Linked DNA regions of Homo sapiens: regions 1, 2, 4, 5, 6 and 7 are each linked to region 3. A link is a loop called in an ENCODE intact Hi-C map of the cell type or tissue named here. Cell type or tissue: endothelial cell of umbilical vein. All regions are shown on one strand.

Region 1 (4,000 bases), 850 kb after region 3:
TTGGACAATCTAATGAAAGAAGCAATGAGTATTTTTTTCCTTGTAGAGCATTAATTTGGTACTAATAACAAATTAAATTAGGATATGGAGCATATAAAAAATTAACATTGCTCCACACACACACTGACATTAATTTTCTATAAAATTAAAATTCCACAGGGTCATAAACTAAAATGAAAAAGATTATTTTAAATCTCAACATGTGAAAGACACACTAAGTTTTAAGAGATATTTCTCCTTTTAAATACACTAAAAAATAGAGTGCTATTGAACAAGGACAGTCTCTTTTGAAATATCATGCTTCCTATAATTTACATAATGTTGATAGTTTTCTTTTTTTAATGAAGGTTTTGGGCATTAAAAGGACACACTGAATTTCATTTTGTCAGATTAAGAAAAATAACCTTAAGGAAAAAATTGATCACAATAATATTAATACAATAGTGACATAAAATAGAAGGATACCTACAGCATCCGAAAATGAATGTTTCTAAAAATAAGTTTATTAGTGTACTTTAAAGTTATTTGAGTTCTTATGATTTGATATTTTAAGTTTTATAAATGAAATGACCCAATTTGCACATCTTACAATGTTCACTAAAACTAAATATTAAAGGGTAAAATACTCTTCAATAGAAAACACAGATAAGTTTAAGCTTTGCTGAAATTAAATTACTTCATAAGAAATGTTGGATATATTTTGGAATTAATATTGAGATATTTCAGGTATCTCTTTTGATGTTTACAACTAAAGTGATTTATTATTTTATTTTTTTTCTAAAATTACTTATTTTCAAACAATAAAAGCAACAAATTGAGACTTGCTTAAAGAGGTAACAGCCTAGTGTCTTATTGTCCTCTGCTGATAGGAAAGTATTTTCTTTTAATACTGTACTTTGCCATAAAACACATTTTTCCTTGGTAAAAACACTTTTCTGGATTATTTTAATAGGCTAGTTCTAGGCTTTAAAGAAAAAAACAATATTTTGTAAAGTATACTGTTACATGATAGAAGAAAAATGAAGAAACATCTATTTGCATCTCCTTTAAATTATTCACAATACTTTGAGGCTTTCATTCTCTCCAGTTAGTGCAATTTATTTTTCTATATGTCTCAGTAGCAAACAATGTTATTTAGACTCTAACCTGGCATGCTACCACCTCTGGCCCGCCCTTGAGCCCCTCCATTGCAAAGGTCTCCAGGTGCAGTTTGGGTAGCTGTAGGGTGAAGTCATTCCTACTTGCCGCAGACCATGACAGCGAGATCTGATCTCTGACCTAAAGGGAAAAAAACAGCATCAATGGTAATTCCCCTTCAGACACATTAACTGGGATGAACTGGGTCCCCTTGAGCCCACTGAGTGGACTTGCATTGATCGCTGGACCTGAAATCCATGAATAAATTTAGGACTAATTGATTTTTCGTTGCAAATAAATCTCTAATTCAGAGTGCTGGGGGAGAATGTTAAGAAGAAAAAGCATCCTCCTGCTTGAAATGAGGGAGGGGAAGAAGAGTCACTAGAGCTCTTCTGATCAAGAGGTTTTGAATTATTTTTTCACAGTTCCACCCTAAAAAGGAAGAAAAGAAAAAACATTCACAAAATCAAAAACAACAGCCATCTCCTAATCATTATCACCTGCTTAGTAACATGTGGTGTTTAACTGATATGAACTGATACATATTGGACAAGATAGTTATTAGGTACTAGTCTTTGAAAAGAAAACTTCAATAACATGTACTCTAGAATCAAAACAAATATACTCAACACAAAAGGAGACTTAAAAATATACAAGAAAGAGGTTTGTTTGCCCTTTTCACTCTTCTAGAATTGCAGGATTTTATTAAACTTGAGTCTTAATGATTAAATACATATAAACCAACACAGTCACACAATTTCTAAACAATACAACAGATAAAATCAGTAGTATTTGTACTCTATTTTAAGTATTCAGAAAGCAACAATACAAACACATCACCGATATGGGAAAAACACCAATTCTCTAGTCAGTATGGAATCACATGCAGTTGATATCACACTGCCACCTTCTGGACAAATGAGAAAATATTCCTTATATAATATAAATGGAAACATTCAAAAACAGATATTTTGGTTTTTAATTTCCAAACTTAGTAAAAGCCTTAAGAATTCCATAGTTTCGTTTGCATTTAAGAACAAAAAGCTCTCATTTTAATCATATAGTTTAATAATAGGAGTTTTCAATACATAGGCATATTTTCTAACTTTCCTTATGCTTGGAATAGGTTTTAAAATTTTATCTATTTGTTACCATATACTTAATAAATATTATACAATTAGCTCAATGCCACAGAACAAAAAGTTTTTTATCAGGTAGCGAAGGTCAAAAACAAGGTTAACTATAAAAATTGCATTAACTGCTCAAATAAATATATTTCTATCTCTAGTTTTATCCAAGCAACTTCAAATATAACTTGGCAAAAATACAAGATAGAAAATTTCTCCTCCATTTTTCTAGCCTACTTGGGAAGCTTGTAAAACTGTTTGAATTATTTTTATTGTATTAATTAGTTCCTTAGGATATACACACATTTCACAAAACAAACTCTATTGAGTTTCTTTAAGCCAGCAAACACACACAAACATATAACGGCATCTTTAACTGTTCACGCTAATCTATGGGCATAAAAATCCTTATATGTCCCAAGCTGATCTGAAGACTTTCTGTCAATAAGAGAATGTCAAAGTGTATGCTGTAAAACATACACTATGATGTAATTTTTATAATGATGTGAGTACCACATGCATGCTGGAGTCTCAATTCACAATGTATATTTATCTGCAACAAACACTCTCCAGAGTCTTCACTCAGGATAAGAATGCTGTTAAACTTACTTAGCATAACAAAACAAATCGTATTTTACAACTACATTTGTTTTAGGTTTTATATTTTACATGTATGAATACCTTCTCTTGCTTTTTTTTGTCACCAATGTGCACTCAGATAAAAGAAAACATTAATGTGGATTAAGGTTCTGAGAATTTATCAACATCAAACCACTAGTGTTTTGCCTTCTACCCTTCTGAACCACAGTCAATAGATCTAAATATTTTACTGCACCCTGGCCAATTCATTGTTTGATGTTTAAAAACTCACCCAGAATCAAAGAAAATTTATTAAATTTGAGCCCCCAAATGAGATACTATTAGCTTTGAAAGTCAAGTTTAACTGCGATATTGATGATTCTCTTTTTTCTGTGACAAAATTCACTAGGGAAATCCTGGATGTCAAAGTACAAAAGCAGATTGCTAATACGGGCAAAGAGAGGGGAAAAAAACCATAAGCAATGTAAGTATAATCCACAACACAGTTCGAGCACTGGAGGTCCTTTAACCTGATTAGCATCAGGCACCATACTTCATCCACGAAGCTTGACATACAGTGAACAGTAAGCCACATTTTATATTCTCTAAATAAACTTTATGAACATTGTTAAGCTGTGGCATCTTGCTTTTGAAACTGATTTATTGTCATTTCAATATTTTTGGTATAACATTACTTAATTTGCCAAATTAAATAATTCTTTATATTGAATAAAAAAAACTTGCAAAATGCAGCTATTTTTGCTACACCTAATGATGAACATCATAATCATTTGAATAATATGCATGCTTTAATACTTCCATTTAATTACAAATTATCTGTTGAATCAACTTGACAGTGCCATCAAGAGTGAGAGACCCATGATATATAATAGATGCAATATCACAAATACTTCTACTAAAATTTTAAGAGTTTTTTCCACTTTTAAATTAAACGAGAACTTTGAGAGTAAGTATCTAAAATGTTCTCAAATATTTCTAGGAAAAGTTTTTAGAAAAGTCTTGTAAAAGAATTATCCATAATTTTATTTTAATGAGTAAAGGGAGTGAAAGCATCATGTTGAAAGAATCCAAAACAGTGACACTAAGACAAGCAAAAATAAAATCATGCAGCAAAGGAGAAGAAAAGAAAGATGACA
Region 2 (4,000 bases), 390 kb after region 3:
TAAGAGGGGTGGATCCACCCCATGTGGACCCCTGCCCGTGCATGTGGTTTCACACTGAGGTTCTGCAAGGAACCTGTTAGCTCACCTTTGTTCACAAGAATGTCCTTTCAGAGGTCACAGATAGACCAAAGTGATGTCAGGGGAACGTGGATCTGATGCTGGCCCTTCTGACTCTTATCTGCCTGTAACTGTCCGTGTTGAGGCCCCACTCAGATCCCCTTTCTGGGGCCAGTGCACCTGAGACTTTTGGCTGCTGACAGCTCCCAGCTGTCACCTTCTTTGTTGAGCTGACTGCGGAAGCTGCCCGGCCGGGGCTAAGTTTATTCCTCCCCAGATCCCTGAGGGTCAGGAGGACAAGACCTTACCTGAGACCGTATCCTGGCTCTACTCTTTCTCCTTCTCTGACTTTCTTTCCTCCCTCCCTCTATGGTTTTCCCTGAAGAACGCTCCCTTGATAAATCAGGTGCACTCAGTCCCTATCTCAAGCTCTGCTTCTAGGGCAATGGGTCCAAGCCACCTCCTGATATAGACTCATGCCTGGTCTGGAGCTCATTTTGTATGTTCATCTGGGCCTTGGCCTCTGCCCTCTGTCTTTTTGTTTCCAGTCTTTATTCTGTTTCTAAGTGCAGTGTGATAGTGAAAGACAAGAAGTGTACAGTGCTGAGGGCAGGACTGGGGTTCACTCAGGGCCACCATTTTGCTTTACCCTCTCACAGGAGCCAGTTCTGTGTGATCAGACTGGGGTGCCTCTCCCTCCTCTGAGCCCCGCAGAACCCTGTGTCTACTTCTGTTGTTACTATATTACAATCTGCCATTTTCTTGTCTTTCTCCCTGAAAAGACCAGAGCACTAGAGCTAGGCAGAGACTTGGTGCCTGCTCTCAAGAAATGGAAGATGGAATGATTGCCATTATTGATGGGCACACAGGTCATCTTTGTCAAATGAGTGAAAGAGACTCCAGAGGACAAGTTTCCTCCCACTCATTGTCACCCTTTGGGGAGAGTGGATTTACCCAAGAGGCAGGCTGCGTTATCAGGGTAGCCCATAGATCAATTTAGACTGAGAAAAGAATGAGCACAGATTCTCATTACATAGAAGTTATTAAGCTGTGATTAGGAAAAGGGAGCAGGGAAGAGATGAACATTTGTAAAGGGATACAACATCTGTATTTCTGTGTACACAGATACCACACGGGACCACCTGGCTACCTTTAGTGAACAACATACATTTCCGTGGACCGTATTTGTGTACCTGCTTTGTGCTACGTGCTAGATGACACAAAGACTGTCAGTTGAGGTCTCTCTCCCCAAGGACCTCAGAATTTCATTGGGAAGATAGACAAAGAGGCAGCCATAATAATGGATAATATTTATTGAGTGTTCACTATGTACCAGGCATGGTTCTAGACATTTCATATATATTAATTCATTTAACCCTCACTGCAACACTCTGAAGGTTATTTTACAAAAGTAGAAACTGAGGCACAGAGAGGTTGATCAACTTGCTCAGAGTGACAAGCTGTGTTTCCTAGGTGGAAAAGCCAAGATTTGAACCCATAGCCTTTTAGCTCTAGTGCACTTACCTCACATCTCTGTAACACTCACTGTGAAGTAAATGCCAGAGGAAGCCCACCCTTCTTCCTGAAAGTCTTTTCTTGCCAGCACACATACCCACAAAAGGAAGCATGGCTTCTGTCTCTGATCATTTCCCCCTTCTCCACCATCTGGCCAACCTTGTCTATATACATGCAATATGATCCTGTTATTTCAAAGGAATCTCAGAGCTGTCTTTACTCCATCTCCTGTATCCCCTGTAACTCTACCTGGTAGTTCAATCTGCTGAATTCTGTATTGGATAAAACTCCATAACTCACCCCCTTCTCCCTGTTTTCTTGGCCCCAGGCCTAGTTCAGGCCCTTCACGTCTTGGTTGGATCATTGCAGTAGTCTCTGACAGGTTTCCTGATTCTTGCTCATTCACCTTTCCATACACCTTTCACACTAATGGCACTCTTCACCAGGTTCACGTTAGCCATATCGTAAGCCTTCAGGAAGGGACTTAGACTTTGGTCAAACCCGTCATGGTAGGCTCGGGTTCTACCTTTATAAGAATGATTATGGCTGGAATTAGGAAGTTACTCATATCCCCAGGGCAGAGAAAGAAAGGCCAACTGTGTGTACTAGAAATCACAGTGTGTCACAAACCTTAATGCCCATATGAGTCACCTGGGAATCTGGTGAAAGTGCAGTTTCTGATTCAGCAGGGTTGGGTTGGGGCCTGGGATTCTGCACTTCTAATGAGTTGCCAAGTGAGGCTGATCCTGCTGCTCCATAGTCTGAATAGTAGGGTATCAGAGAGCAGCTTCAAGGACAAAGGCAGGGATTTATCCAGTCACAGTCTTAGGCCAGGACAAGGGGAGCTGTAGAATAAAGTTAAATAAACACAACACTTTATTGAGCACTAGCTATGGGTTAGATGCCATGCTAAATGTTTGTTTTGCATCGTCTCACTTAATCTTTCCAATAACCCCAGAGGCTTCATGGCATTATTATTTATACTTCCTATATTAGAGAATAGAGGCTTAGCAAGATGAAGGAACTTTGCTCAAAGTTACCCAGGGCTGGGAGTCCAAGATCAAGCCCGTTAACAACTGTGGAGTCCAATCATGAGTCCCTAGTTTGAGATGACAGGATGGTATTGCATTTATATAGACAAGGTTGGCCAAAGGAGAAGGGGGAGATGATCAGGGAAAGAAGGCATGCTTTCCATTTTGGACACGTGGGCTGCTGTGGTCCATACAGCCCTTGCAGTGGCCTACCTGGAGCAGGCAAGGCCAGAATCAGGAATTCTTGCCCTAAACAGACACTGCCAGTAGAGTTACACTCAATGTAGACTCTCAACAGAACTGAGAGTTCTCACCCTGGTTCTAGAGCAAAGGACCAGTGTGATCCTGAGCAGCCATTTTCCCTTTCTGGGCTTTTTTTTTTTTTTTTTTTTTTTTTTTTTTTTTTTTTAATCTGTAAGGCCATGCGCAGGGCTGGCTATATAATTTGCAGGGCCCAGTGTACAATAAATATACGGGCCTCTTGTTAAAAATAAATTCTGAATTTCAAGATGGCGACAGGAGAGCTTTAAATGAAGAGTAGGTTCTCCCAAGTGTGGGGACCTGTGTGACTGAATGGGTCACATGTCCCTGAAGCCAGTCCTGGAGACAGGGTGAGCCCATGTGATATTTAATGTCCTTCAAGCTCTATTATTCAATAATATTGGTTTCCTTTTGTTTTCTGCTATTATTCCCTCCTTACTGGTTTATTCTTAGGTCACCATGAAAATATTTGAGACAGCCTTTCCACCTGACCGTGTCTCTCTCTGGCATCTCATAGAATCATCTCTCTCCCCGTTCTGTCTGCTCAGCCATCCGGAGACCTTGTAAGGACCACTGTGTCCTGAATGCATGAAACCCTCCAAGATCTGTTGGCATCTTAGAAGGGACAAGGAGCAGATGGCTTGGAGGAAGGAGAACATGTTATTTTGCGGTCCTGTAACTCACCCTTTTCAGATAGCTTCTTCATTTCCCAATTCTTTCCCAACTTTTCAAGTATCAGAACGGAGAGGCAGTGAGAATGAGTCAGCAGCTCATGCCCTGTCCTTGGCCAGCACCCCCAACCCCAGGGAGTGAATACCTCAGTTCCCAAACTCTCTGAGTCAGGGAGGTCACTCTGAGGACATCTGCCTGTTTGTCTAAACCATGCCAAGCAAGCAACAGCTGCTGAATGAGCCCAGGAGGCATCACTTCCTGTCAGCCAGGGGACCAGACCAGGTGGCCTCCTTGCCCTCCTTCCTGACTCCTGCCACACTGCCCAGGTATCCCAGTACGGGGAGGGCATTTGTTTTCCCGTCCCATTCCAGAGATTCAGCCTAGGGACCAGGAGCATCTTCTCCTGGGATGCCGAGCATTAGGTTTATCCAAGAGTGGAGGCAACCCCCTGGACAACCCAAACC
Region 3 (4,000 bases):
CTATCTAATAAATAGGTGAATAGTTTTAAGACTTGTTTAATTAAAAATACGACATGTTATCAAGGGTGTATTTCATCAGGCAGGAAAACGTTATAGAATTTTCCACAGAGATCTTGAATAAAAAATGGAGTTTTTATATTCATTACTTTTTGCCTGAAATGGGACAGGCTTTTTTTGTTTATCTTTTTCTTTTCTTAACGATTTGAAAGGATATTGCAGATGCTTCATCTAGGAACTTTAACAAAGGATTTTTTTCTACTTCTGAGCTTTAAGAAAAGGTATACTTTTTTCCTTTGCCATTCAGTTTCTCATTAGCTAACATCCAGTTTAGTAATTAATAGCCTGAGGTACTAGATATTAAATAGTATATATTTATATTTGGCAAATGTTTATTGTGCATCTTCTATGTTATAAAAACTGCTAGGCTTATTTGCTTACTCTTTAGAGTATAAGGTCACATCTCTATGTACGTTATTTAGGAGTTTCTATGTGGTTATAAATAGCCCAGCACATACGAGATGACTTTCAGGAGCTAACATTTAGACCATAACTGAGCCAACTTTACATTCTCTTACAGCTGAATATTTTACTTTCTTCAGTGTAATTAAAAAAAAATTTAAGTATCACAGTTTTACAAATGTTAAAGCCAAAGACTGGTGTCAGATATTATGTGTTATATCAGAAAGCATTGTTGAGAAAAATTCCCGGGGAAGGGCCCTAGCTTCCCCTTGCCCTGTGCACCGTGATTGTGGTGCTGCCTGGAGTGTGCATAAGTGTGTATCTATCTGTATATCTGGAGAGGGGTTAGTGCAGGGTGTCATTTGGTGCCTGACAGTGGAACAGTGCAGTTGACTCTTAGCTCTGCTATCCAATGACATGCAGTGGCTGAGAGTTTGAAGCTGATGGTTGGGTCTCCAGTGCCGCCTGCACACCTGACAGGCAGCTGTTAAACTGAGCAAAGGCAAGCTTGGGGAGTCACAATCTATGCATAAATGATAGGGATATCTGTGCAGAAGGTGCGAAAGAAGCTCTGACCCCCTCCCTCCCCCAAATCTCCCCCTTCCCAAATGAAATGCACAGTTCAGCCAGCTTCTTAACTACACTACACTCCTGCTACTGGCTGCCAAGAGGCTCAAAAAATCCACCTTCACTTTTCAGTCAGAAGAGGCAGAAGTGGATGTGAGAGAAAGAGAGACACAGAGAGACAGAGAGCCAAAGAGGGCAAGAGACTTGACTTTAAGAGACTCCTGTACTGACAACTCCATGCAGTTCGGAACCAGAACGACTACGGCTGAACCAGGGTTCATGGGGACATGGCAAAACGCTGATACTAACCTCTTATTCAGAATGTCCCAACAGGTAAGTTACTTTCTTTCTTGATTTTTTTTTTCTTTTTTTTAAGAAACCTTGAATTGTTATGGGCACTTTTGTTTCTGGTGTTTTTCTTTCTAAATACTTTTTAAAATGTGGTCACTTCCTAGTTAGGCTCTTGTTTTGTCATAACTGTGTTACTGGAATGTGCAGGGTTACTTCATGGTTTCCCTAAGGGCGTCTTAAAAGAAAAAGGGGAAAGGATACCGAAGTAAAAGAAAGCAGAGACATTGTTGAAAAGTTTCACAGTACAATCTGGGTCAGGGGAAGACTTAATTTATTTCTTTGTTTTCTGTTGAGAATGAAAAAAGCCACCTCCCAACAAATGTATCTATCAATATGAATCACTTCGTCCAAAGTGTTTGCTCTCTCGGAGTAGGTTCCGCAACCTAAAAAACAGTCATCAAATCTCGGGGCCCCTCAGAACAGCCCTACTGACTTCATGTGGCTGGAGGCAGCTTCGTTCAGACCTGAGAAGAGAGACGAGGCTGTGCAGGCTTGGCTGCCAGCGCCGAGGGTTGCTGGAGGAGTCGGCGTGCGTGGCGGGCTGTGCTGCTCGGTCCTCGCTCCTCCGCTCCGCTCCTCCTTGCCAGCCAGCCCTCTGCGCCCGCCCCTGCATTCCCTTCGCCGGCTCCGGCCCGCTCTCCCGCCCGCCCGCCGGCCCGCCGGCGCACTCACTCGGGCGCAGCCTCGGCGTCTTCCCCAGAGCCGCTCCTCCGTCCCGGCCGCGCTGGAGGCGTTCGGCTTGCTGGCTCTGCTGGGAAAGCCGACGTGGTAGCGCGAGGCCATCGGTTACTGATAATTAATCACCGGAGCCGGCGGCTCGTACCATGCGCTCCGTGATACGCGCCCTGTGCGCCGGTCTCCTCTTGCACAATTGCTGGCTCCTTGGCTCCGCGGGGGAGCGAGGGTGAGAGGAAGCGAAGGGGACACAACCCAGAAACTTTCATCTTGGATTGTGCTCAAGTGAGGGAGGGAAGTTCCCTGGTGCCTCCCTCCTAGACACGTCTTGCTTTTCCAAAGCCTACACCAAACCCACACAAAGCAAGTTAGTTTGATATTATCATCCACACACAAAGCAAGTTAGTTTGATATTATCATCCACACAGCACGAAAGTACTATTGACAAATATACTTGGATTTTAAGTTGACGGCGGTTATTAAGAAATGTTGTGCCACTCAAGAGGAAAAAAATACTGCAACTGCTTTTTTTTTTTTTTTTTTTAAAAAGCTTTTGTTTGTAAGAGTTCACGAAAATTAAATACTTTGAGTTAGATATTTAAAGTTGTTGATAATAAAAAAAAAACAATTTGCCAGGCTATAAACTACTACAAGTTTAGAAATACATTTGCAAGCGATAATACCTACAACCAGGGTTTTGTAGCATTTAGCTAGAGAACAGTTTTAGCACACAATTCTAAATAGGATAAATGCATTTGAATAAGGTATATTTTGACATATCCTGTAGAGGGACCCTGATTACTGCTGATACAGTAAGCTGGGATTTAAATGCAATCAACATCAACCCAATAAGTAACTCTTCATGTGCAATTTCCCATTCTTTCAAGTGAAAAGTTCATTTCCACACAGAGATGCTCCTTGTCACTGCAGAGCGCTGTGAGAGGTGTTTTCCGCGACGCATCCCTGCCTGGGTGGCTCTCGCGTGTTGGAATGCAGTGTTTTCGCTAACCTTAGTACCAAATAACTTGTGCTTCACTTTTAAAACTAGATGTCACCTTCAGGGTTTTCCTTGAGTTAGTGGAGGTCGTGTGTGTGTGTGTGCGTGTGTGTGTGTGTGTTAGAAGGGAAGATTGGCTTACGTCTCCCTCTAGCTAGAAAAGAGTTAATAAAACCAGATAGAGATAATGATCAATTGATAAATGGCTATTGAACCACATAGATGGTGTTAGATTGCTTATTTGGCACTAGCCCATTTCCAAGTAGATTTGAATCTAAGGAGATTTTGTCATGGAAAACATTTTAACTAAAAAACAAATAAAGTAATATAAATGATGGGTCAGAATTAGGACAATTTATGATGTCTTTGATCCAGCTGTCTGACTGTGTGGATATTTTGTGTGTACCTGTGTGTGCATATATGTGTAATGGTGAGCATCAGTGATTATATGGAGAGAATAGAAATATAGGGAACTAATTTATGCTTAATGGATGCTATTAAAACTGTATAATATTATGCTATTTATGAAATAGAGTAGTACAACAAAAGGAGAGAAATCACAGTTTTAAATATGTTTTCTTTTTTTTTTGGTTTTGATGTAGTTAGCAATCACTCCTATCCCCCCAACCCACCTTTTTCTGTCATGGTCACTGAATGTTTACCTCTTGTGCATTTTTGGAAAGCATGTAAAAGAGGATATGAGCTTGCATTTTTTTTCTCTTCAAGATGACATTTTAGTTTGTATAAATATTACATAACTTAAGTTCAAACTATGTGAGTGAAAGTATGTGTGCTGTTCATATTTAATATGTTTGTTTTTCTTACCTGTAGTTCATCAGCAATGCTGATTCAGCACGTGTGTGTGTGTGTGTGTGTGTGTGTGTGTGTGAGAGAGAGAGACTTATTGAAATTATATCTCTGATATCTCTTGAAGCCAGCCATTTAAACGAG
Region 4 (4,000 bases), 460 kb after region 3:
TCTCTAAAACTCTTCTCTGTTTGAAGATAACCTTCTTTACCAGAATGGAGCAGACAAGAGCCACCTCCCCAGTCTTCCAGAGGAGAGGGGACATCCAACCCCCCACCCCACACCCACCTCTACACACACATCCAGGCCCAGGACAGTGTCCTCACCAGCACTGTTCCACCCCTCCCAATCCTTCCTGGCCAGAAAAAGTGCCTGAACCGTTGTGTCAGATCCCAGTCTTGGCACAGGCTTTATATCTCCCTAACAATATACTGCCCATTTAAAGAACCGTAAAACATGACCGAATAGGGAATAGCAGTGGCTGTTTAGTATGCTTTAAAATTCTTTAATTTGCTGTGCCACAATAACTTGCACTTTAATAAAAGCAATCTCTCGTCTTAATAGCTACACAATAAAGAGTTATTTATATGAGTCAGTGTGCAGGCCCGAGCCTTCCAGGTGTGCCCCAGATTTTAAGCACTCTGAGCGATTTGCAGGCTGGCGCTGCCTGATGCAGCCCATGGAAGGCTCCTGACACTGCCATTTTGCAGTGTCACAACTCCAGGGCCACGACCCGCCCCAGGCTCCTGGCCCTGCACAGCCCACTCGGCGCGCTGATTTATTTCGGTATTACGTTTAATTGTTTCCTTCTTGTGGAAGCCTTAACATGCAATGCTTGTAAATCTGACCCAAATCCTCCATATGGCACTCTGGTTTTCCATTTTCAAATGCATTCGCCCTGGAATAATGACTGTGGTATAACTCAATTTGAGTTCTGCTGCTGGGGACTTTATTACATAATGCTTTCTAATTGACCCTCATAGTTTGATAAGACAGAACATTTCACCAGAACATTGACAAAAGTTATTAATTTTCACTTCAGCAGAGACCCATGTCCCAATTAAATCCCCTGATAATGCCTGACTGACTGACCTCATTATGGCTAATGCTTATTAGTCCTGCGGAGAGGATAGCATCACACTCTGTTAAAATGCCTAAATGAGCACATACAACCATCCACTGTGATTACAATTTACATACATGACAAATTTTACTCCCTAATCCTTGTCTGGTGCAATGAATGTGGCATGCTGCTGTCATACCACGGGATCAGCCATTGAGGATTTGGGAGGTGTAAAAATGCTCTGCGAGTGTGCTAAGCTACACCCAGTTAAATTCTATCTGCCTTTCTAGGAAACTATTTCAAGTGTGTGGGCGTCTTTAAACAGGGAGATGACTTCTGCCCTTTCCTTTTTTAATGAGAACAACTAGTACTCATTTGTTTGTTTGTTTTTAGCCGACTTCAAAAAATAGAAAACCCACCAGCAGCAGCAGCAGCAAACAGTGATTTCAGCCTTTCTGCTTGGGTAGCTCATACTCCCTGAAGTGGACTTTTCTTCCCTGAGTTTAGTTATATTTTTTACATCTTTCCTGAGCTTTCATCTTGCAGGGGACAGTGGGTGGGGGCTTGTAGACTCAGCTTCCAGTTGAGGGTATCGTAGATACCACCCCATTTAACCAATGACAGGGCCACTTACTCAAGCTAGTCCCGTATTGTGGCACAAGCTGTTGGAAGGTCAGTTGGAAGAAAAATGTATATTTGCACACGCTGATAAAATGGAAGCCTCAGAGTGGCAAGAAAATGAAAGTGAAAAAGCCTTACAGTGTCTGAGGCTTCAGATTGTTTTTCGACCTTTCTTCTTCTGGTCCACACAGCAGTGTTTATCTTTGAGGTGGTCTGACCACGGCTCGATGTCTGTTTTTCCTGCGCAATGTAGTCATTCCCCCTGGGCTGTATGATTTGACACATGACAACAATCTAAGAGCAGAGATCAAACTTCTCAGACTCATGGCAATGTGACAAGTAATGTGTATTGACACAGCAAAGTGCATTCTGGAAATACGAGTGGTTGGGCGGGCACAGCCCCTTGCTCAGCTAGAGATAGCTTAAATCATAGGCTTCAGTTGCCCACAAAGATACAGCCAAAATTTAAATAATAATAATAACCAGCTGGAAGCTGCAATTCATTGAACTCTTTTCTCTCTCTCTTTTTCTTTGGGTATCATCATGTTGAAAGCAGGAATTTTGTGGGAAAATAGTAATAGTAACAAAAGAAGAAAGTGAAAAAAAGAAATGAAACTAAACCTCCTTAGGGAATATTTTAAAGTACTGCATGTTCTCCTCCATCACTCATTCTGCAGATGTCTACTGAGTAGCTCCTTCGTGTTGGGCACTGTACTAGGTTTCCGAATACTAAGGTGAATGACCTAGAGATAGGGCACATCATACCTACTCACAAGACACCCTACCACATGATGCTACAAAGGTTTATGGGACCCCCAAGAGGGGGCATCTAACCCACATTTGGTAGTTCCTCCATGCGTTCGACACATGGGCATTTAGCCCTACTATGTGCTAAGCGCTATTGAGTCTGTCTATTCCCAGTGCTAAAGAGTGACTCCTAGTGGTGACCCAAGGTGTGGCGGCTTCCTCAGGATTCAATAGGGCATTGCTCACGAAAGGCTTTCACTGCCTGTTTGTGGCATCAATGATTGATGGCATATATACTGAGGAAAAGTGAACTCGTTCGCCCAAAAGAAGATTTTTTAAAACACTGCTGTGGGAGAAGAATCATCACAGAGTTGGGTAATCGCAGGGGAAAGAAGGATCCATTTGAAGGATGGAGGTAGGTTTAGAGAAGATGTTGCTAAGGAGGTGGTCACAGAGTTCTGGGTATGGCTTTGGTGCTTAGACTTGAATCCACATCCTTTTCCCCTGGTGGGGTCTCCTGCTATTGCACTGGAGCCAGGTCAAACTGGCCCAGCGAGCCAGTCATGCCTAACTCTTTCCTACTGCATTTTCAGTTCTATCGCATTGGTAGCTTGAATTTAGCCATGGTGGGAGTATTTACACCACAGAAATTGGCAAACTCTACAAGCCAGAGCTCTTCTTCTACAGCTACCCCTGCCCCCGGAACCAGTTGTTAAACACTGATCAGCACACCACTGTCTCCACACAAGAATCCCTAGCTGTATGAAAAACTCAACACTGATTTCATTAGATGACTGGCAAAGGCTTATACCACAGTGCAAAGCTCTGGTAAAAATTCACATCCATGCCTTAGGCCTGGGGACCCTAACTTCCATGAGGGCAGTGCTGGGACCCTATGCTCAGGCTGTCCACAGAGAGACAAGACAGACTTCCAAGTCTTTTGAGAAGATTCTGAGCCAACTTCCTGAAGCAACTGCATGGACGAATTACGGAAGTGGCGTGAACTGGTCAAGACAGGCTGCTGCCCTAGATGACGGATGTCCCACTCAAGGGCACTTTACTCAAGGGAGCAGCTGTGAAATAATAGTAATGGGGATGATCCAGGGCTTCTCTGAGAGAGCCAGAAGTGGAATACACCATGCTTGGGGAATTGTGTTCTCTTTCAACTCAGTGACCCCACTCTCTAGGAAACATGACTCACTTAAGGCTGGGCTCTGTCTTCTCAAGCTGAGCACCTTGTCCCATGGAGTGGAGCCCACAGGGAATGGGGAGGACTCAGAAGTGTGAGGAAGGTCTGTCTCCTAAGGGTTAAGGAAGAAATCCGAGTTGATAGATGCCTCTTCCCTCCCCAGCAATGAGGGCTGAATAAATGGCCACCGATGGGAAAGGCAATAGGGCACTAGCGTGTGGAAAGGCACAGCATTGTGGGCAGAGGAAACCGTGGAGATTTCTGTGGGACCTATTTTGTGTTCTCAGGGGAGAGGGTGATGGCAAGAGGAGAGCATAGAAAAGAAGATGGGACCCAGGTTGTGTGGGCTGTGGTGTTTGTTCTTTATTCTGTAGCCAACAAGGAATCAACACAGAGAGTTAGAATAGGGGAACGATATGGTCCAATCCCTTTTTAGGGACATGGAGGGTACAGAAGTAGGGGAAGAGTTTGATGGCTGGGGGACCAAGACCAGGCTGTTGCAGACACAGTTATCTGCTTATTCAGTATCAGTTCTCATTTTCTTCCTTCCT
Region 5 (4,000 bases), 530 kb after region 3:
TTGCTATACTGTCTTGAGGGTGAAAGTTAACTTAATGCAATAGTCTGCACAAAGCTCCCGGCATAGTCTTTGGTACAAGGTAGATATTCAATAAATGGCCACCATTGCAATTGTTTGTATGCTAATACACTGTGTTGCTGGTATCACAGTCCCCAGCGCTGTATGAAAGTCCCTTTCTTTCCTGAAACCCAAGCTGGATCCCATCTGTCCAAATGCCTGGGACTCCCAGATTATAGGATTGAGGGTCCTCAAAGATGATGTTCTTTAGGGACAAATATTTACCCAAAGTAGGTCCTTAAAGAATTCTGTCATTGCTGTCCTCTCAGAGGAGCCTGGCAGCACTGTCACAGGAGCATGGCTTTGGTAATAAGACTCTGTCATCATTAGGGAGCCATTTTATTTTTGTGACACTGTCATCCCCAGGTCCCAGCACACCTGATTACATAAGTGGCTTTTCTTTCCTGCCTCGTCTCTGTTATTACTTCTAATGTTTTTCTGCTTCTGAAGGATGGGAAGAATGAAGCCTATCTATGAACAAGGCCTCTAAGTTGGGGACTGGAGTAGAAAATACAAAACAACCTTTCCCTGTCTCTGTGACCAGCTGGACTGCCAGTGAGTCCCTGTTTTTATTTCTCCAAGCCCAGCTGAACATACCTATTTTATCGGTTGACTTTGTCAATGCAAAGCAGCAAGTGACACTGAAACACCTGTGTTTTGAGGCCCTGGTCATCTAAATTTGCCTGTGAAAAGTAGATGACACAGTAGCACAACACTGAATCCTCCCCCATGTTTTAGCCTGAAAGATGCCTTTGCTTATTTACTTAAAGAAAGGAGGGAAAGGAGTGGCAAACTGCCTGTGTCCTGAAAGACTTTAGGAGTTATTCCTGGTGCTCTCTTTCCGTGAACTCGGAGGTTTGGGGATAGGAGAAATGAGAAGGAAAGATGTGTCTCCAGAGTAAATGGTGAGATCTGCTCTCTCTGCTCCTGCCCACTCCCATATTGTATTCTCACTGAGGTCCTAACCAGCTGTTCTTAGAATGGGGGCTGGGGAGGGTGAGAAGTCTGCGGCCTCACTGATGCTGCTGGGGACAGATGTAGGTCCAAGGGTGATCATTTCTGCCAGGCAGAGGGGAGGGAAATTTCTGATAAAAACAATATAACTCAAAGAGAAAGGGAAGAACCAAAATCATGCCTGGAATGTAGGGAATTCACAGGGATGGGAGAGAAGATGAATAAAATGTCTGAAAAAGACACGGGAGGACAGGCAAGCAGCACATCTCCACCTCTGATTCTGCTCAACAGAACCCATCTCTTCCCATCAGACAATGGCAAATACCTGGGCAATCGTCAGCCACCTCATTCTCTGACCGGCTGTGAACCTAGACCCTCACAGTGTGTGTGTACATGTGTATGCAAAGCAATTAAAAAGGAAGACTGAAGACGAAACAAATCAATGTTTTTACAGATTCATAATAAGTTCCTTTCCATATATTTATTTATTTTCTCTTTCGCCACTAAAGATGCAACAGCAAACTTGCAGGGAGCAGTTGTTGCCAGAGGGTGAATCATGGCTCTATTGATTTGATTATGTAAAAGCTCAGAGGAACCTAAAGCCAGATACAGAAATATCTCATAGCCCTGAACCCTATGGGACACACACTAGTAAAAAAGCAATCTTTATATTGTTCCTGATAAAAGCATCATTAGTTTCCTCACAGTGAAACCATTTCTCTGCTGATACAGTATATGGTTTTCTTTTTCTCCAGAATCCACTCAGACATAATTAACACTCAGTTACTAGACTTGAGGTTCCCTGGGGTGACCTGCTCAAGTTGGGGAGGGGGGTGAGGGGCTAGAGATGGAAAGAAAGAAAGACTGAGAGAGAGGTGGGAAGGGAGGGAGGGGGCAGGGAGGAGAGAAGAGATAGGAGAAGGAGGGAGGCAGAGGCGGGTGGGGTGGGGGTACAGTATCGAGAATCTATCCTTCCTTGGCCTTCCTGAACACCGCCCCGTTGCCTGCACTGCGCGGGAGAAGAGAGCCAGCGCGGTGGCGCCCTCTGCTGGGCCTGCTTACCCTCCTCGCCACGCAATCTGGACCAAGCCCCAAGCCATGCAATTCCGGGGACGACTCTCTCCACCCCTCGTTCTTTGCTTCCTTAGGAATAGCACTCCAGCCATCGCCTTCCGGTGAGAGAAGTCTGGACTGACCTCTCTGCAGACAGACAAATGCCCACAGACGTGCTCACAGTTTGTGCTAAAACTGCAGCAGCAGCAGCAGCAACAGATAGCAATTATGCTGTGCCTCCTTGTCCCTGTCAGTGTAGGCAGTGGCTCCCTGAAAAGCCCTTGAATAAACAGTGTTGCTGGGGTCAGCAGGGCTGGCCTTGGATGGGATCTTAAGATTTAAAGGTTTGGAAAAATGGAACCTGGAAGGTCCTTCCATATCTCTATTTGACAGCTGGATGGCTAATGTCTATGAGCCCCAGGGACAGGTCCTGGCTGCCCACAGGAATGGGCTCTGGCTCAGAGAGCCTGCATACCAGGGGACTCTGTGTTCGTCTCCAACTGGGCCTCAGCTTCACTAAAGATAAGAGAAGAATGCCAAATGTATTGCTCATCCTATGGACTTCTAAGCAAATAATGGCCCTTTCAGGAAAAATAAAAATTGTTGATTTTAGAATTCCTGGATGTGAATTTGAATTCACTAAGACAGAAACCAAGTCACTTTACAAGGAGGCTATTCTTGCACCTTTCATGTATATTAACAAGCCCATGGATGTATATACAAACACATACATGCACACACACACACACGCACATGCATATGGTGGGTATTAAAACATAAATGCATGAACACTTTCACACACAGGGACACCCAACCAGAACCACATGTACACAGACCTCCAAACACATATATACAGATGTCTTCATGTAATCCCATATGGACTGCATCTTCCAGCCACAGACTCACCCTCCCCGCCTTCCTCCCTCTGCTCCCAAGTTGTGTGAAACTTGGGAAATTTCCTCTGGGAGTCATTCTGTTGCTCTATTGTTCCATCCTGAAGGCCCTTCCAGGGACCACTTCCCAGACAGCAAAGTCTCTGTGCTCCCACTGGCACCAGATCTCTGTACGTTCATTAGTTTAGGCAGATCACCGGGGATTTCAGTAAAGATTTCTGGAAAAATTTAAAGAGCAAAGCTCTGAGGTCAGGCAGGCTTAGTAGCTAACAGCATGGATTCTGAGCCAGATTGTCTGCATGCACCCTAGTGCTGTCATGCACTAGTGGTGTGCCTTGGTTGCCTCATCTATAAAATGGAAATAACAGTACCTGCCTAATGGGGTTGTGATGGTCATAAAATGGGTTAGTATTCAGAATCTGCTGGAACAGTATCTGACATATAATAATCACTACATAAATCTCTCTCAAATAAAAGTACATAACCCAGGCTGGTTGTGCTATTTCCTGAGTAATCCTGGGGTCCTCTTCCCCTATCTCTCATTAGGTAAAAGGAAGAAGAGAACACAAAGAAATGATGACCAGGGCCATGCACAGTGGCTCCCACCTGGAATCCCAGCACTCTGGGAGGCCGAGATGGTGGATCACTTGAGCCCAGGTGTTGGAAACCAGCCTGGGCAACATGGCGAAACCCCATCTCTAAAAAAAATACAGAAATCAGACGGGTGTGGTGGTGCATACCTGTAGTCACAGCTATGAGGGAGACTGAGGTAAGAGGATCACCTGAGCCCAGGAGGTCAAGGCTGCAGTGAGCTGGGATTGCACCACTGCACTCCAGCCTGGGTGACAGAGTGAGACCCTGTCTCAAAAAAAAAAAAAAAAAAAAAAAAAGGGAAGAGAAAGGAAAAGACATGATGACCAGACACATCCTTCATACTTTTTCAGTCTTAGGGACCCTTTCCTGTACCTCATTGATTAGCTTTATTATATGTTATAATAGCATCATGACCTGCAGTCAGTTTGAAAATCTGCAATGCCTCCTCA
Region 6 (4,000 bases), 220 kb after region 3:
TGGCTGGCACAGACACACAAGTACACAAATCCTTTAGTGTGATGGCCTTGTGCTTGTTTTGGTGAAATAGTATTACTTCTATGATACATGAAAAAATACCTTTGCTTACTTTATCGGCAAAAGGTCTTTATTCTTCTGCCCCTGGAGTTAGGTTAAGAGTATATTTATTAGCCAGGTGCAGTGTGTCTCACGCCTGTAATCTCAGCACTTTGGGGGGCTGAGGCCCATGGATTCCTTGAGCTCAGAAGTTCAAGACCTGCCTGGGCAACACAGCGAAACCCCGTCTCTACAAAAAAATACAAAAATTAGCCAGGCATGGTGGCTTACACCTATAGTCCCAGCTACTTGGGAGAATGAGGTAGGAGGATCACTTGAGCCTGGGAGGTTGAGACTGCAGTGAGCTATGTTTGAGCCACTGCAGTCCAGCCTGGGTGACAAAGCAAGACCCTGCCTCAAAAAAAAAAAAAAAAAAAAAAAAAGTAAATTTATTGCCAGGCATGGTGGCTCATGGCTGTGATCCCAGTGCTTTGGGAAAACGAGGTGGGACAATCCCTTGAGTCCAGAAGTTCAAGACCAGCCTGGGTAACATAGCAAGACCCTTTCTTTACAAAAAAATTTAAAAACCAGCCAGACATGGTGTCAGGTGCCTGTAGTCTCACCTACTCAGGAGGCTGAGGTGGAAGGATCCTGTGAGCCCAGGAGTTTGAGGCTGTAGTGAGGTATGATCGCACCACTGCACTCCAGCCTGGGTGACAGAACAAGACCTGTTTCTTAAAAAAAAAAAAAAAAAAAAAGTAAGTTTAGTGATCTCCATTAGCTTTTCTGAGAAAGATTTCATATTAAACAAAAGCTAAGTGGCTATTCCAAGTTTTGCCTATCCTTCTCTCTGCCTTTTGTGGAACAAATGTGTGTTTCCTGACAGCCTTCAGGTATATGTGTAGGTCTGAAAAAGTATTTCAATGAGAATTGCATATTGAGGTCATCTGGAAGGAAATGTAATATTTTGCCCATGTAAAATCTCGCAATCATTACTCAGATTAAAGACAAAGTGAAGCCAGCTAGCTCAGTTAAATTTTCAGTTCCCTCACTTTAGCACCAAATACCACCCTGGCAGTGAATCACCTGAGAATTTCATCCATCACTCAGTGATAAAATTTGATAACATTTGTAGGTCAATTTATTCCCCTGGAATTTCCTCTACACCTTCCCTATCCTGTCATGTGCCATAGTTTGAGGAAGAGGAAATGATTCAAAAATCTGTAAAGGCTTATCTGTTGATTTCTGACCTAGGAAAAAGAAATTAACCAAGTTTTAGGTCTTGTATTTGAAGAGCTGGTGCAAATATATACAGCATGTAGCTATGTCGGGACTTGGTGAATTTCCCTGACTTTGTAGATTATACACCAAATGTAAGGGTAAGCGAAAGAAGAAAGAGTACGTGAAAGGAGGTCAGATACCTCTGTGTTTCCTGCCTTTTTATATCCTAATTTTATTACAGAGGGGCGTTAAGTGGATCTCCTTGCTTTCTTTTCATGACGAAGTAGGAGACTTTCCTTTTGGTAGCTATTGTGCACCTCTAGGAAAATCAGCAACTCAGCAGAAAGGAAACCAGGATGCAGGCCTAGCAGGAGGCTGTCCACCCAGTGAGGAAGTTGGACATTTTCTCTTTTGTAGAGATGACTGATGATCTGTGGAAAAAGAACAGTGGGCACTGAGGCCAGCTTCTCTAAGACAGCTTGAGTGAATGTGTGGCTAGCGCTTCCTTGATTAACAGAGGTCTCCCTGACCGTGGCAATGTGTTATGACTCATAGCCTTGCAGAGATGAATTGTTCCTGAACGGTTTCTCCAACATCTGAGATACAAACAGGTCTTTTAGCCATTTGCTAGACACCAGAAGAAAAAATGGTCTAACCAGTGTAAGACCTGGAAACAGCCTAGAATCTTCAAAAATACTTGCACTCAAAGTCACCTTAATTTTAGAACCCAAAATCTGGACAGAGAACCATGTCAGCTAACCATTACAGTTGAAAGTTCATCCAGGTGACCTCTGTTTCTTAGAAATGTACAAACAACCTCTACATATTTCTTCTTTAGTAGTTAAATGACTTTATAACTTGGAGCTTTGGAGATTCTTTTTAAAATAGCAAGTAATACTGCTTTCTTTGGCCAGATAACAATTTTCCTGCTTTCCTGAATAGAAATTTGACAGGTTTTGGAACCTTATACTTTGGTATGGAACTGAATAGATCTTTGAAGCCTTCAGAATTACTTTTACCCAGGTTAGTAACTTTGACTTACTCTCAGTTTAAACTGTTCCTTTTGCTATCCTGGTTTTCTGTAACTGGGATGGATATGCACAGAGGAGTCGGTTGTTTCTTAATACTGTTTTAGAAAACCTTGTGACGTGGTATGGATTCCCAGTATGTCTGATACCAATGTTACTAGTGAAATTGGCTGAGTAACTTATGTGTGCAAGGTCCTTACTCCCAACAGTTAGAGACATTTATGTGTTTCCTGTCCTCGAGGACTGTAGACAACAGCTGCCTTGCATGAAATGATTGTAGTACATTTACCAACATTTATATGCCAATAAGTAGAAATGTATATGTTAGAATTTGAGGATTTAAGTGTTGAGGTGATCTGTAAGAGAAGATACCAGAGCCAGGTGGCTTTCTTTGACAGCTTCCTGGAGAAGGTGAGACTTGTGCCTAGATATCAAAGTTGCTGAAGATGAAGTGGACATTTGGGGTGAGTTTAAGATGTGCAAAACATTGGCTGAACATGGTGGCTTACGGTTGTAATCTCAATGCTTTGGGAGGCTGAGGGAAGGAGTTTGAGGCCAGGAGTTCAAGACCAGCCTGGGCAACATAGTAAGACTCTGTCTTTACTAAAAATAATAATAATTAAAAAAACAGCCAGGTGTGATAGCATGTACTTGTAGTCCCAGCTACTTGGGAGGCTGAGGCAGGAGGATTGCTTGGGCTCAGAAGTTCGAGGTTACAATGAGCTAATTGTGCCACTGCACCCCAGCCTCGGTGACAGAGCAAGACAATGTCCTAAAAAGAAAAAAAAAAAAAGATGTGCAAAACATACACAGAGGAGGGAAAGAGTAGAGAAGTAGACTGATTTGTGGGCAGAAGGCAGAATATCCTGGATAGAAGAAAAGCAGATAGTTGAAAAATTAACTTTGTGGGGGCTAGCATAGTGTATGAAAATTTGGATTTGGGCCTCTGGGCATAAAGAGCCAAGAACCAATAAGAATTTTGACCTGCGTGGAACAATAGGATGAAAATTTCATGACCAAAGAATTCTGGCCATAATAAATTCAGGTGTGAAGAAATTAGAAGAATTTTCTTCAGATATTCAAGCCAACATGTACATGCCAGAAATACAACAGAATGGATAGTGGCTTGAACGTCTTGTAGGGAGAGAATCAACAAGAATTATGATGTTTTTTTACTGAGCATTAATAGTGAGAGATCGAAGGACTGTGTCTCTTTTGTTGCTTTGTATTATTAATTGCAAGATGTTGGTGATACAGTCTACCCAAGTATGTGGCAAGAATTCTACATACCAAAACCTGTTTAAGAGTTGACTGATGTGTTGGAAATGTCCGCGATGATCAAGTCCAAGATGTCTTTGACCAGAAGTCCTGAGGACCTATGGAGCAGAATAAGTAAGTCTCCTTTTAGGGTTTATAGCAGAATCTTAAAATTTGTTAGTGTGTTGAATTATGGACAAAGAAGCAATGCGGACCTTTGTTGCAGTACTTAAACTTTATATGCTGTTGTTACCTGTTTTATCTCTCTCACTAGACTTCAAATTCCTTGTGGCAGAGAAAGTATTTCTTGCTTATCTTCTTATACTCTGTGCCTAGTAAAATGCTTGATAGGTCATCAATACTCAATGACTAAAATTTTCTGTAATTTGCATTCTCATTGGTAGTGAAGTATTATAATAATGAACGATTGTTATGTACTGTTCCATTTAACTCTATTT
Region 7 (4,000 bases), 150 kb after region 3:
TTAATTCATTATACTGCAACACCTGGGTTTTGAAATTATTAATACTTAGTGGGCTGTGTTACTTTTCACAGAGTATTTTCTTAAAATCCTTAGCACTATTGAGTTAAGGGAGGAAGGAATCTCAGAGCAGTTCTGAATACCAGTAGGTATTTCCCACTAAATTAATAAAGGATTTCCTACCTTACCACCACCCTGCCCACATTAAGGAATCTTAGCTCTTTCACTCTGATAATAGAAAGCAGGGCTTATTGAATTTACTTAAACATTTTTTTTTCTCTTGGTAAAAGATGGCCATACCTAGTCTGTAATAATTTAGTTGATGGGCCAGAAATGGCTCAGAATTTCTAATTCTGTCAAGTCTCTGTAAAAGGACTCCAGTTTACTGCCACTACTTCACTGAAATACTATAAATACTATATTTTTTACTTTCCCTTGTTTGCTTTATCTTCTCAGTGCGTTTCCTTCATTCACCTAAAACAATCTGAGTATGGCTTGAAAAACAATAACAACAAAAGTTTTTTAGAGCTCTTTTTGGTTCGAAAGTGGCAAAATAAGATTAAGATATCAGGATAAGAGCAGTAATGGGCTCCTTTTCTGGTGATGTAATTTTTTTTTTTCTTTTTACCCTTTGCCTCCACACTAGAGTAGCAATTTGGCCATTCACAGAATTCAGACTTCAGCCAAATATTTTACAGAATGTTAAAAATTAGCTGGTACAACTAGAATACACTCAGCATTGGGTGCAGGTGGGAGTGAGTCCTACTTACTATTCTCCCTTGAAGAATACCTGCTTCTAACAGGAAGCATTACCAATAGGAGTTTGCTGTCTTCGTGAAAAAAAACAGGAGGCATGATGTAAAGGTTGAGGACTGCTGCACGAAACCATTTTTATTGTTTAATATTTGCAAGTTAGTTTTAATGTCCATAGTTTAGATGAGGACTTTATTTCTAAACCATTAAGATGAAGGTAAATAAAATAGTAAAAATAAGAAAGAAAACAAACTGAATTCTAAGGCGTTTTAGGAAATATTTAATGATAATCCAGTACAACTGGAAAATTGTTTTTATCCCATGATATTTGATTTGTGTATTTGATAAAAGAGGTGGGCAGATTTTACAGAGGTAATTCATTTAGAATTTTTTTTTAAACTAGATCAGTAACTTTTTCTTCTGATGAAGCTCATTTGTTAAGACCATCTCTTTTTTGGAAAAAAACAAAAAAAAATTTTTTTTTAATTCCACTGTTTCCTAGGTATGTGAGGTGAGCATTTGGCAAGAATATGAGACTTGATGAATAAAAAATACATTTTATAGCTTAACGCACCCACAGCAGCTTTCTCTGTGCAAATTATTTTCTTTTTTTTTCTTTGACTTTAAATGAAAGGATATACCATTCCAACAAGCTGCATGAATACTAGAATCTTCATTCACTTTCAAGAGATCTGAATTAATACCAGTGTTATTTCCTTTGGCTGAGGTCTGCCTGCAAGAATGCTTGTTGCACTGGAATTTTGAGACCTTTCTTTTATTATGTTCTGTAAATGTGATTTCCTTTTACTGCATGCATTTCATTCGAGGAAAAGATAGTTTTACATTATTACTTTAATTATTTACTAATTAAGCCAGCTTTTTTCCTGCCTATATTTTCTCCAAACTCCTGATTTTTTTTTAATGTAAAGTAAGCAGACCTGGTCTACATCATCCAGATCATCAGTCAGTAGATATTTATTAAACCTATCTCATACATGAAGGATTGTGCCAGGTAGCCTTCAGTTCTTCCACGGAAATGATGAGAAGTATAAAGTTAATTTAGTATCATATACCAACCAGCTTTATGGTTTAATGTACTGTAAGACTTAATATGCATATAACCCATTAATTTCAAACCTTTTTTTTTGTATTCACTGGATATAATTTTTCTTTTTTTTTTCTCAGCATGGTTGAATTTGAATTTTCAGCTTGTACTTGATATGTCTTATCAGACCAGGGGTATTTATAGAGACCTTCACCCAAATAGAAAATATAGAATTTTTGATTGAATCTGAATATCAATAAACAATAAATGATTTTAAATATAAATATTACCATGCAAATTTAGGTGAGAGTCCTTTATGTTTATTTGCTAAATCTGGCAAGCCCATACCTAAAAGAAAATCCTATTCAGACTCAATTTGCATAAATCCTAAATCAGGGCTATTGGTCATAAGCATCCTATAATCAAAAAGGTTTTGGGCCAGGCGCGGTGGCTCACGCCTGTAATCCCAGCACTTTGGGAGGCCGAGGCAGGTGGATCAGGAGGTCAGGAGATTGAGACCATCCTGGCCAACATGGTGAAACCCCGTCTCTACTAAAAATACAAAAATTAGCTGGGTGTGGTGGTGCGTACCTGTAATCCCAGCTACTCGGGAGGCTGAAGCATGAGAATCGCTTAAACCCAGGAGGTGGAGGTTGCAGTGAGCCGAGATTGTGCCATTGCACTCCAGCATGGCGACAGAGCGAGACTCCATCTCAACAACAACAACAAAAAAAGCTGTTGATTATATCAGTCCTACATTTAGAATCATGAGATCTCAGTATTTTATTTACAAATTCCTCAAGTTCGTTGGAGGCATGGTAGTTTGTAAGGACTTACAAGCAAGGCAGATCAAAACAAGTAATTTTTCATTTTGTCCTATGAAAGTTCACATGTCTTTATTATTTGTCCCAGTCTATGTTCTTATAAATTGTCTAAATATCTGTGAAAGTGGTTTGTTCCCAACTGGTAACTCTCTAATATTCTCCCTGACTTGAGTCCAAAACCTAGCATAACTAAAGTAGTCCAGTCTTTTCCTTGCCAATCTCTTTTCTTCCCTAGTCTTCTCTCCTTCCCACTCCGCATAGAAATTCCTTTATCATAAGAATAAAGCATGACATTTCTGTGATATCATGCTCATTCTGAGTGACTCCACAACAGTGTCCATATGATAATTTGTAAATGTGTCAAGATAAAGAGAGGAGACTAAAAAACAACTAAGTTTCGTCTGACAAAGGGAGATAATGTTCCCAGCAAGCTCTGGCTTGGAGACTATCCCAACGAAAACAACATTTTCTTTCGTAGAAATTTTTTTCCAGAGGGGTGTTTAGGGTTTGGTGAACAGTAGCACAGGCACTAATTTGAGTCCTCAGGGGAAGGGAAGTACATGCTTAGCAGTGGCAAAGTAAGAACCAGATCCTTAGGGGAAATGTTTCTAGGGCTTTGTTCAGAAACACAAGGATAGAAACACTATCGTCTTCTTCCCTTGGTGCACTCGTTTGGAAAAAGCGGAAGCTGGTGCAGTATCTGCTTAAAGAATTTGTCTTTCTAGTGGACTTAGTTTTTCCAGATTGTAAATGCTGAAACCCGGCTTTGCCTAGCTGCAAAATTCTCTTTTGCTCAGGGAAAACAGCTTTTAGCTGCCTCCTAGTTTTGGTGAGGCAGCTGGATTCTGGTCTCTCCATGAGCAAAGTCCTTGGACTTTTTTCTTCGTTTTAGAGAGCAAAAGCAAGGCCATTTTCCTGCCTGGCACAGGAGGCTTTTTTGGGCTTGACCTGAGGGCACAGTGCCCTCTTCTGCCTCTCTCCTTTACTTGCTGATCACTGCTGATAAGCTCTAAAGGGAAGACATCCTCATAAATGCAAAGGTTTGGTGCTTGATTAATGGCACTAAGTATTTTCTTATTGTGTCTCTGAGCAGCTTTTGATTTGTTTCTCAGCCTGCACACTTTTTGGATGGTGCTTTGCACTCCTTAAATTTTCTTTAAACCCAGCGCAAACAGTGCCTCCCCTTCAAAGTCCTGGGCTGTCTGCCTATTAGCTCCCCAGATTTTCTTTTTTTCCTAGCTATGTTTTATTCAGATGGAACATAAAGTGAGGCTGGCAAGACCTGGCCTCCAGTGTAGTCACTGCTGGTCTGCTGGTAAGGAGTTTCGTGGGAGGGTGTTGAGAATGAAACACACAGAGCTGTATCCCGCTTCGGGTGAAT

The links. A loop is a pair of places that touch in the nucleus more often than their neighbours do. Peaks named below come from ENCODE experiments on the same cell type or tissue, not always from the same donor. Only the 100,000 strongest peaks of a DNase experiment are listed, where the experiment ranks them.
Region 1: a loop joins it to region 3, with 13 times the contacts of the local background. A loop is called at or near these places in 5 of 110 quality-filtered maps.
Region 2: a loop joins it to region 3, with 2.7 times the contacts of the local background. A loop is called at or near these places in 5 of 110 quality-filtered maps.
Region 4: a loop joins it to region 3, with 1.9 times the contacts of the local background. A loop is called at or near these places in 3 of 110 quality-filtered maps.
Region 5: a loop joins it to region 3, with 12 times the contacts of the local background. A loop is called at or near these places in 20 of 110 quality-filtered maps.
Region 6: it touches region 3 in a loop (7-fold over the local background); 5 of 110 quality-filtered maps call a loop at or near these places.
Region 7: a loop joins it to region 3, with 2.9 times the contacts of the local background. A loop is called at or near these places in 5 of 110 quality-filtered maps.

The regions. Positions count from the first base shown.
Region 1 is chr9:15,871,810-15,875,809 of GRCh38, reverse strand. It overlaps CCDC171 (coiled-coil domain containing 171), which reads right to left. Exons shown (of 26, transcript NM_173550.4): 24 at 1,147-1,278. Among named protein-coding and RNA genes, the nearest start is that of CCDC171, 320 kb to the right of the region's middle. In endothelial cell of umbilical vein, a CTCF peak has its summit at 2,027 (motif pointing left); a DNase peak (open chromatin) is centred at 1,999.
Region 2 is chr9:16,335,737-16,339,736 of GRCh38, reverse strand. No RefSeq gene overlaps it. Among named protein-coding and RNA genes, the nearest start is that of LINC03041, 61 kb to the right of the region's middle. In endothelial cell of umbilical vein, no CTCF peak of the experiment used is centred here; DNase peaks (open chromatin) are centred at 2,186 and 3,706; H3K27ac peaks cover 2,146 bases.
Region 3 is chr9:16,725,156-16,729,155 of GRCh38, reverse strand. BNC2 (basonuclin zinc finger protein 2) reads left to right here. Exons shown (of 7, transcript NM_017637.6): 3 at 1,159-1,359. BNC2-AS1 (BNC2 antisense RNA 1) reads right to left here and starts at 2,342. Exons shown (of 3, transcript NR_151723.1): 1 at 2,201-2,342; 2 at 2,050-2,125; 3 at 1,632-1,841. RefSeq lists an enhancer at 2,258-2,759. In endothelial cell of umbilical vein, no CTCF peak of the experiment used is centred here; DNase peaks (open chromatin) are centred at 1,265, 2,235 and 2,905; H3K4me3 peaks cover 2,135 bases; H3K27ac peaks cover 2,107 bases.
Region 4 is chr9:16,265,282-16,269,281 of GRCh38, reverse strand. All of the region lies in intron 1 of LINC03041 (long intergenic non-protein coding RNA 3041), which reads left to right. It overlaps LOC124902124 (a long non-coding RNA gene), which reads right to left and starts at 1,819. Exons shown (of 2, transcript XR_007061424.1): 1 at 1,652-1,819. In endothelial cell of umbilical vein, a CTCF peak has its summit at 2,455 (motif pointing left); no DNase peak of the experiment used is centred here.
Region 5 is chr9:16,190,415-16,194,414 of GRCh38, reverse strand. No RefSeq gene overlaps it. Among named protein-coding and RNA genes, the nearest start is that of LINC03041, 84 kb to the left of the region's middle. In endothelial cell of umbilical vein, a CTCF peak has its summit at 2,080 (motif pointing left); a DNase peak (open chromatin) is centred at 2,064.
Region 6 is chr9:16,507,900-16,511,899 of GRCh38, reverse strand. The region is part of intron 5 of BNC2 (basonuclin zinc finger protein 2); the gene reads left to right. Among named protein-coding and RNA genes, the nearest start is that of BNC2-AS1, 220 kb to the left of the region's middle. In endothelial cell of umbilical vein, no CTCF peak of the experiment used is centred here; a DNase peak (open chromatin) is centred at 1,699; H3K27ac peaks cover 1,569 bases.
Region 7 is chr9:16,575,267-16,579,266 of GRCh38, reverse strand. All of the region lies in intron 4 of BNC2 (basonuclin zinc finger protein 2), which reads left to right. Among named protein-coding and RNA genes, the nearest start is that of BNC2-AS1, 150 kb to the left of the region's middle. In endothelial cell of umbilical vein, no CTCF peak of the experiment used is centred here; no DNase peak of the experiment used is centred here.